2 separate regions of the Homo sapiens genome follow, and region 2 is linked to region 1. A link is a contact called in ENCODE Hi-C or POLR2A ChIA-PET data. All regions are on one chromosome and are shown on one strand. Each heading gives the region's core, a stretch centred on a gene start or an enhancer-like site at or near the end of the contact. The rest is flanking DNA. Distances are from core to core; before and after follow the strand shown.

Evidence for each region. A loop is a pair of places that touch in the nucleus more often than their neighbours do. ChIA-PET counts read pairs that join two places held with the same protein, here RNA polymerase II (POLR2A).
Region 2: a loop to region 1 is called in a map of gastrocnemius medialis, with 2.0 times the contacts of the local background. The contact joins two enhancer-like sites. A Hi-C loop is called at or near these places in 1 of 168 maps with a recorded cell type or tissue (gastrocnemius medialis). POLR2A ChIA-PET finds 5 or more read pairs at or near these places in 1 of 52 experiments (HEK293T).

What each region holds. Positions count from the first base shown.
Region 1 is chr15:72,836,509-72,840,335 of GRCh38, forward strand. The region is part of intron 1 of LOC107984801 (a long non-coding RNA gene); the gene reads left to right. Among named protein-coding and RNA genes, the nearest start is that of ADPGK, 55 kb to the left of the region's middle. Within about 2 kb of position 1,888, at least 5 of the 41 ENCODE cell types and tissues checked have a DNase peak (open chromatin) inside an H3K27ac peak, as active enhancers do.
Region 2 is chr15:72,993,291-72,997,117 of GRCh38, forward strand. No RefSeq gene overlaps it. Among named protein-coding and RNA genes, the nearest start is that of NEO1, 57 kb to the right of the region's middle. Within about 2 kb of position 1,675, at least 8 of the 41 ENCODE cell types and tissues checked have a DNase peak (open chromatin) inside an H3K27ac peak, as active enhancers do.

The DNA.
Region 1 (3,827 bases), core at 638-3,137:
CTTTTTTTTTTTTTTTGAGACAGAGTCTTGCTCTGTCACCCAGGCTGGGGTACAATGGTGCAATCTCTGCTCACTGCAACCTCCACCACCTCCTGGGTTCAAGCAATTCTCCTACCTCAGCCTCCCAAGTAGCTTGGATTACAGGTGCGCACAACCACGCCTGGTTAATTTTTTTTTTTTTTTTTTTAGTAGAGACAGGTTTTCACCATGTTGGCCGGGCTGGTCTTGAACTCTTGACCTCAAGTGATCTGCCCGCCTCAGCCTACCAAAGTGCTGGGATTACAGGCATGAGCCACTGCGCTTGACCTGTTTAATTTAGTTTTGTCTTTAGCTGGGACTCTTTGTTCTGTTGATCCCTTTCTCCACCCCCACCTTCCTGACAAATGAGGTTTATACTAACAAGAAAGGAGGACACGGTTATTGAGTAGACATCTGGCAATGTCTGCCACGAATGGGAACATAGGACCTAATTCCTGATTCCTTGTTGACCTGGAGTAGTTCTCCCTAGTCTGGAGGTAGCTTGCGCACTCTCTTGGGCTCAGCTTTGCTCTGGGAATGAGAAGCTGTGCCTCCTTTTGTCCCTCCCAATGCTGTGGCCCAGCAAGGCCTTTGGAGAGAATCCATGTGTCTGGGGACAGCTGGACCACAGCCTCCCCACCCTGGCTGCACACCTGTTGGAAGCTATATTTAGAGCAGTAAGTCTAAATCTTGGGGCAAGGAGAAGAGAGAAGCCAAAGGGGCAAGAAAAAAATGAAAGATGCAGCCCAGAAAAATGGGATGTTATTCCCTGTTGTGCACAGCCACAGCCTACTCTGGGCTGGTTCTTAAGAAGAAGGAAGGAATAGCTGTGGGCACTTGTGGGGGCCAGGCTGGAATTAGGAAAACCGCTGTTCACAGGATTTGGAGAGTTATAAACTCTGCCTGCGCTGGCATGAAGGTCTGTCCTGAAAAGTCCTAAAACCCCTTCTAGAATTGTAGAACTGGGGCCCCTGAACCTTTTGACTGTGGCACTCACAGGCAGGGTATAAGACTTCGTGCTCTCCCCTCCCCTCAAATTTCCACTCAGGAAAAAACTCAAGGATTATAAAGAATGGAAAGAAATAAAACAGATTGAATTTGCCGTGCTGCTAGCAATACATAAATGATTCACTTAGTAGTTACTTTAGAATACGAACATACTAGGCTGGGCGCGGTGGCTCACACTTGTAATCCCAGCACTTCGGAAGGCCAAGGTGGGTGGATCATTTGAGGTCAGGAGTTCGAGACCAGCCTGGCCAACATGGTGAAACCCTGTCTCTATTAAAATTACAATAAATTAGCTGGGTGTGGTGGCAGGTGCCTGTAATCCCAGCTACTCAGGAGGCTGAGGCAGGAGAATCATTTGAACCCAGGAGGTGGAGGTTGCATTGAGCCAAGATCGTGCCACTGCCCTCCAGCGTGGGCAACAGAAGGAGACTCAATCTCAAAAAAAAAAAAAAGAATATGAACATACTAAAGGATTTTTGTACTATAAAACAATTTCCTAAAAACTTAAAAATAACTCTCAATAGTTTTGTTTTACTTATGAAAGTAGCTGATATTTGCTAACAGCCCATCATAGGGATATGAGTGATTAAGGGTTGAACATCAAACTTAGACGGCCTTGATGAAATACAGGAAAATTGCAGGTTAAATATTATCGCTGCCAATCTGGATTATTGTAGACTGTGAAGTAAACCTAGCAACCCACTAAAAGGTGAATGGTCACATTAAAGCTAAACTAAAAGAAGCTTTTATAATAAAAATAGCAAGGCCATCAGTAACGAAACAAAAACCACAGCCAGTGGGCAACACTGATGAAGTCGTAGCCATGAGCCCTTCCGGAAAGTTGTGAAATTCTAACCATTTGCAAGTGTGCTTGCAGGGTAGGAGCTTGACAGTGTTGCCAAGTGTTGTGTGGCAGCCAGGTTTTTTAGCAAAGGACACAGTCAGAGTCCTAGGTAATTTTAGTTTATGGATAGTACATTTTAGTAACTTTTCATGACTCACTTATTACGTTACTAGTAAGTAACCCTTCTAAGCCAAAAGTATGAGAGTCTATAGAAGCAGGAGTCACTTGCCTGTAAGAAGTGAAGAAGAGACATGAGGGGTCACTGTGACCCACTGTGGGAGCTCCTGTGGCCTGGCAGGGAGCTGCAGACCACATGTGGGAACTCTGCTTTGAGAAGTAGGTCGGCTACTGGAGGCTTTTCTCCTGCAGTGATCTCTGTCTGTATGGTGCAGCATTATCAAAAACTTTCTCCCTACTGGATTATTTCCATTCGCACACACACAGGCTGTAATTACTCCTATCTTAAAACTTAACTTGCTGGACACCCTATCCCCCCCACCTCCCCAGTTACTACCGCAATTCTCTCCTTGCTGCTGGAACAAAAATTCTCAAAAGAGTTGTCTATATTCAGTATCCCCAATTCTTCTCTCATTCTATCTTGAACTATTCCAGAGGGTTTTTGTCCCCAGAGTCCCACCGAAACAGCCTTTGTCAAGGTTGCCACTGACTTCCATGACAGATGCCCCTCTCATCCTGTCAGCGTCAGCAGCTCATCCCTGATTGCCTGGGACATTTCCAGGCTTTAAAATGGAAAGTCTTGTGTTCCAGGAACCACCACAGTCCTGGGCAAATCCAGACTGGAGGTCGCCTAGATTAATGACCTCCACATTGCTGGATCCAGTGATAATTTTTTTTTTTTTTTTTGAGACAGGGTCTCACTCTGTCACCCAGGCTGCAGTACAGTGGCATGATCTCAGCTCACTACAACCTCTGCCTCCTGGGCTCAAGTGATCCTCCCGCCTCAGCCTACTGAGTAGCTGGGACTATAGGCACACGCCACTGCACCTGCACCCGGGTAATTTTTTTATTTTTTGTAGAGATGGGGTCTCCCTATGTTACCCAGTCTGGTCTCAAACTCCTGGGTTCAAGCGATCTTTCCACTTCAGCCTACTAAAGTGCTGGCATTACAGGAGTGAACCACCGTGCCAGGCCCATTGATAAATTCTTAGTTCTCTCTTGGACCTCACTGCACCTTTCTAAAACACAACTTTTTTTGAGATATCATTTACATATAATAAAGTGTACATATTCAAAGTGTATGAATTAGTAAGTTTTGACATATGCATACACTCATGAAACCATCATGGTCATCAAGGTAGTGACGCTATCCTTTACCTCCAAAAGTTTCTTCATGCCCATTTGCAACCCCTCTCTTCTGCCTTTCATACCTGTGTTCCCCCCAATTCTCACACCTGAGTATTAATAGCAATACCTAATAGTAGTAGTAATTAATAGCATTACTCAATCTACAGATGTATTACTTATCTATTTATAAAATTGGATCTATTTATTATATATAACTTATGTTTTATTATATGCAATCCATATATTATAATCTATTTATTATATAAGGATTATATATTATCAATTACTATTAATAGTAATAGTAATTAATAGTGATACCCAATCTACAGATGTATTACTTATCTATTGCTGTACAAAAAATAACCCCAAAATTCATCAGCTGAAAACTGCAAATGTTTATCATCTCTCATCTTCTGTGGGCCAGGAGTGTGGGGCGCAACTTACCTGGGTGACTCTGCCTCAGGGTCTCTCCCAAGGTTGTAACCACGGGATCCGCCAGGGCTGTGATTTCATTTTATAGGCAAGACAGAAGTCACCACCTCTTTGAAACCTAATCTCAAAAGCGACATCTCATCATTTTTGCCATATTCTGTTCATTAGAAGTGGGTCACAAGGTCCCGCCCACTCTCAAGGGGAAGGAGTTACACAAGGG
Region 2 (3,827 bases), core at 425-2,924, 160 kb after region 1:
CTAAGGTAGCGGTTTTCTACCTTGGCTGTGTATTAAAATTATCTGGGAAGCTCTTAAAACTTCCAAAACCTGGGCAAAGCAACGAAACCAGGTCTCAGGCATCAGTACCTGCCAAAAGCTTCCCAGGTGATTTCAATGTGTATTCAAGGTGGCAAACCGCTAATCTAAATCAACCGTTTTCAGAAGTTCATGTGATGTGAATCAGTTGGGGATCTTAGTAAAAAGTAGATCCTGATTCATAACATGTGACATGGAGCTTGAGAGTCTGCATCTCTAACAAGCTTCCACGTGATGCCAATGCTGCCGCCCTCGGTTCTGTTCTTTGAATATTAAGGGTCTATAACAGTGGGTCTCAAAGTGTGTTGTCTGGACCAGCAGCAGCAATGTCACGTGGGTGCTTGTTAGAAATTCAGTTCTCCGGACTGATCCCAGACCTTCTGAATCAGAAACTCAGGGAGTGGGGCCCAGCATCTGTGTTTTAACTTCCCAGTGATGTGAACGCTTGCTCAAGTTTGTAGAGCATACTTCTCTAAGCATGAGCCTCTGAGCCCCTGAGCCCCTTCAACAAAAGCCATGTGGCTTTATAGTGTGCACATTTACGGACCCCTTCCTAGGCCACCCCATCAGACTCTCAGAAGGTGAAGCGGCAGATTGTGCATGTTTAACAAGTTTCCCAGGTGACGCTGATGGATAGCCTAACATTTAAGAACGGCTGTCTCTGGCAGCTCGGCCCTGTGAGGCCTCTGAGAATGTTTCAGTGTCCCAACATTGAAGCGGTTTTGGTTATTTGGATGCCCCAGGCTATTTCTACCCGGTTAATTACCTGTGTAGAAGCTTAACACGATTAATTCAGGTGGATACCATCTTGGATGTCCCATAGAACCCTATAATTATGTGTGAAATACACATTTAATTTAAGCACAAGGGGAAAGATTACCCCGATGACTCTGAGGCCGTAGGGTATGCAGAGCAGATGCTGAGCAGAGCTTGGAGCTGTTTCCTCATAGACCTATGCCATAGCCATCTGAGGCCAGTAGAATGTTCAAGATTTGGGCTTTCCTGATCCCCAAGTTAGTCTTGATAGTATCTACTGAAGCGTTAATGCCACTAGTTTACCTAAACTCAGAAAAAAATATAGTTGACTATTTAGGTTAATAACCAGCAGAGATAAAAGTGTAATTATTTGGGTAATTTGACCACAAAATGTGCAAATAAAATATAATTTTTCCCCAAAATATGTGTTTAAGGTCTGAGTTGTCAAAATCTCATTGGTCTCTTCCTTTGACTTGTGCAGAAACTGGGTCTGTAAGTGTTTGTTTTTGCAGAGAATACATTTTAATGTGCTATGCTATGACATATTAAACGAATGGAGAGACTTTGGTTCAGAAATTCTTTTTTTCCTCTGTACTAGCCAAGCATTTCAAATGATTTGGCTTTGGCTTCAGTGTTCCTTTGGAGAGCTGATTTTTTTGTTGTTTTTTTGTTTTGAGGGGTGGGGGTTAGCCTCAGCCATTACCAAATGAAAAAAATCAACTCCAAAGTGCAAAAGGAACAGCCAAAGGAACTCCAGAACTGCCCACCCCACCCCTGGGCAGAAAAAGTAAAATCACAACACAAAACAGCGCAACAGGCCGTTCCCTAACGAACTGAAAACAGTTCTTTGGGGAGTGTTTCCTGCCCAGGGCCTGCTTTCCCTGCTGGTTTCTGGGCTGCCGCTGGAAAGGGGCCAGGCTTCGGCACCTCCTTGCCTTTGATTGCTGTTTATCCCCTGAAACATGATTAGGTATAATTACGTATAATCTCTCCCTTGTTTACCCTTCTCCACCGAAGCTTGAACGTGGTTCAGTTGTGTCTTTCTCTTTGCTGTGCCTGAGCACAGCAAAGAAACATTTCCCGTATTTTCAACTTTATTATTTTTTTAAGAAATAGAGGCATTAGGTATCCATTTGTCCCTTCATTCTCCCAAGCCTGACATTCTGGCAATTTCTGAATTGTTTCATCCAACAACGACAGTTGAGTGCCAAGCATGGTGCTAAGTGCCTTGGAGGAGTTAGAAGTGAAACCTAAATAGACCCTTCTCCCAAGGATTTCCCATAGTAAGTGTCTCTTTACATGGGAAAAGAGTGTAATTGGAACATAATGGGAAGAAATAAAGCTACTCATCTTTTCTTCACCAACAACATACCAATTGTCAATATTTTCTCTCTTGTAGTTATTTGCTAGTTTAATTCTTGACCCTGAATTAATCGTTGATAGCTGAGTTTATTAGAGGCAGGGGTCCACGAGTATCCTATTTGGTTTCTTCCACTATAGGCCATCTCTACTGCTCTGTTTTCAAGAAAGTTGAGTATTCTACATGCAAAGAAGATCCCTAAACCAGAATTGGCACATGAATACACGTATGCAATGATATGAATCGTGCACGTAGGCTCTGGGCACAGTCGCACAAGATCCCATGCTCAGAAGGACCCTGTGCTTGGTTTAATGTCCTCCTGTCACCACCTTGACATTCTTAATACTTTTGAACAAGGGATTCTGCATTTTCATTTTGTACTGGGCCCCACAAGTTATGTAGCGTTTTCTGCATGTACCCCAGAACCTATTTTTTCTGTGGCATTCTCATCCAACTTTGAGCATAAACGAATGGAAGTTCATCCAGAATCTGATGGCATAGAGTGAGAGGGGAAAGAGCAGAGTCTGTGTGTGTGTTCATGTGCTGATGACTTTTGTGGCACTCCTCCAGCCTATGTTTAGATTTCTTTAACATGCCTATTAATCTTGTCAAGTTTCAGCCCAGCTCTTCTGAAATAGAACTGACCCCCAAAATCTCCTGGCAATGGGCTGTTCAGGCCTGTCCCCTTTCTCAGAGTATCCTGCTCACTGAGGGGACTGCTAAAGGAATATCTGTCTCCCTTAGAGGGAAACTGCTACTTCCCAGGGATTGAGTTTAGAAGACAGACCAAGAGTGTGCAGAAGAGTGAAAAATGACTTCCCCCACACCCTTCTAGGTTCCTTGGCTGGGCTATGATTTAAATTGACGTAAGACAGATTAACAGGAGGAGAGCCGCATTTAATTGTGTACACATGGGAGTCCCACAAAATATGAGACTCAAAGAAGGGTGAGATGACTGAAGCCTGTATAGCAGCCTGAGCTACAGAAGGGAATAGGGGCTTGGGGCTTCTGGGGGTGGTGGCGACACAAGTTATGGGAGGGTGAGAGAGGAATTATACAGTGAATAAATGTTGTCTTGTTAGGCAGATAAAAAGTCTCTCCCTTATTAAAAAGTTGTCTGGGCTGGGCATGGTGGCTCACGCCTGTAATCCCAGCAGTTTGGAAGGCCAAGGTGGGTGGATCACTTGAGGCCAGGAGTTTGAGAGCAGCCTGGCCAACATGGTGAAACCCCATCTCTACTAAAAATACAAAACTTAGTTGGGCATGGTGGTGCACACCTGTAATCCTAGCTACTGGGGAGGCTGAGGCACGATAATCGCTTGAACCCAGGAGGCGGAGGTTGCAGTGAGCCGAGATTATGCCACTGCACTCCAGCCTGGGCAAACAGAGTGAGACTGTCTCAAACAAAACAAAACAAACAAACAAACCAACAAACAAAAAAGTTGTCTGGAGCAGTTCTCAGGAGAAGAGATGATTGTCTGTCTTGGCGTGGTGTCCAGTCTCCTCTCCTGTGATTGGAGTTAATCTTCCCATGTTGATAAGATTCCCAGAGAGCAGATTCATGATAATTGAGTTTTTTTTTTGGAGTATCCGTCTTTAGGCAGATAAGGGGTCTCAGGGAAAACCTCTGCCTGCATTCGCTGTTCCCCAAGTG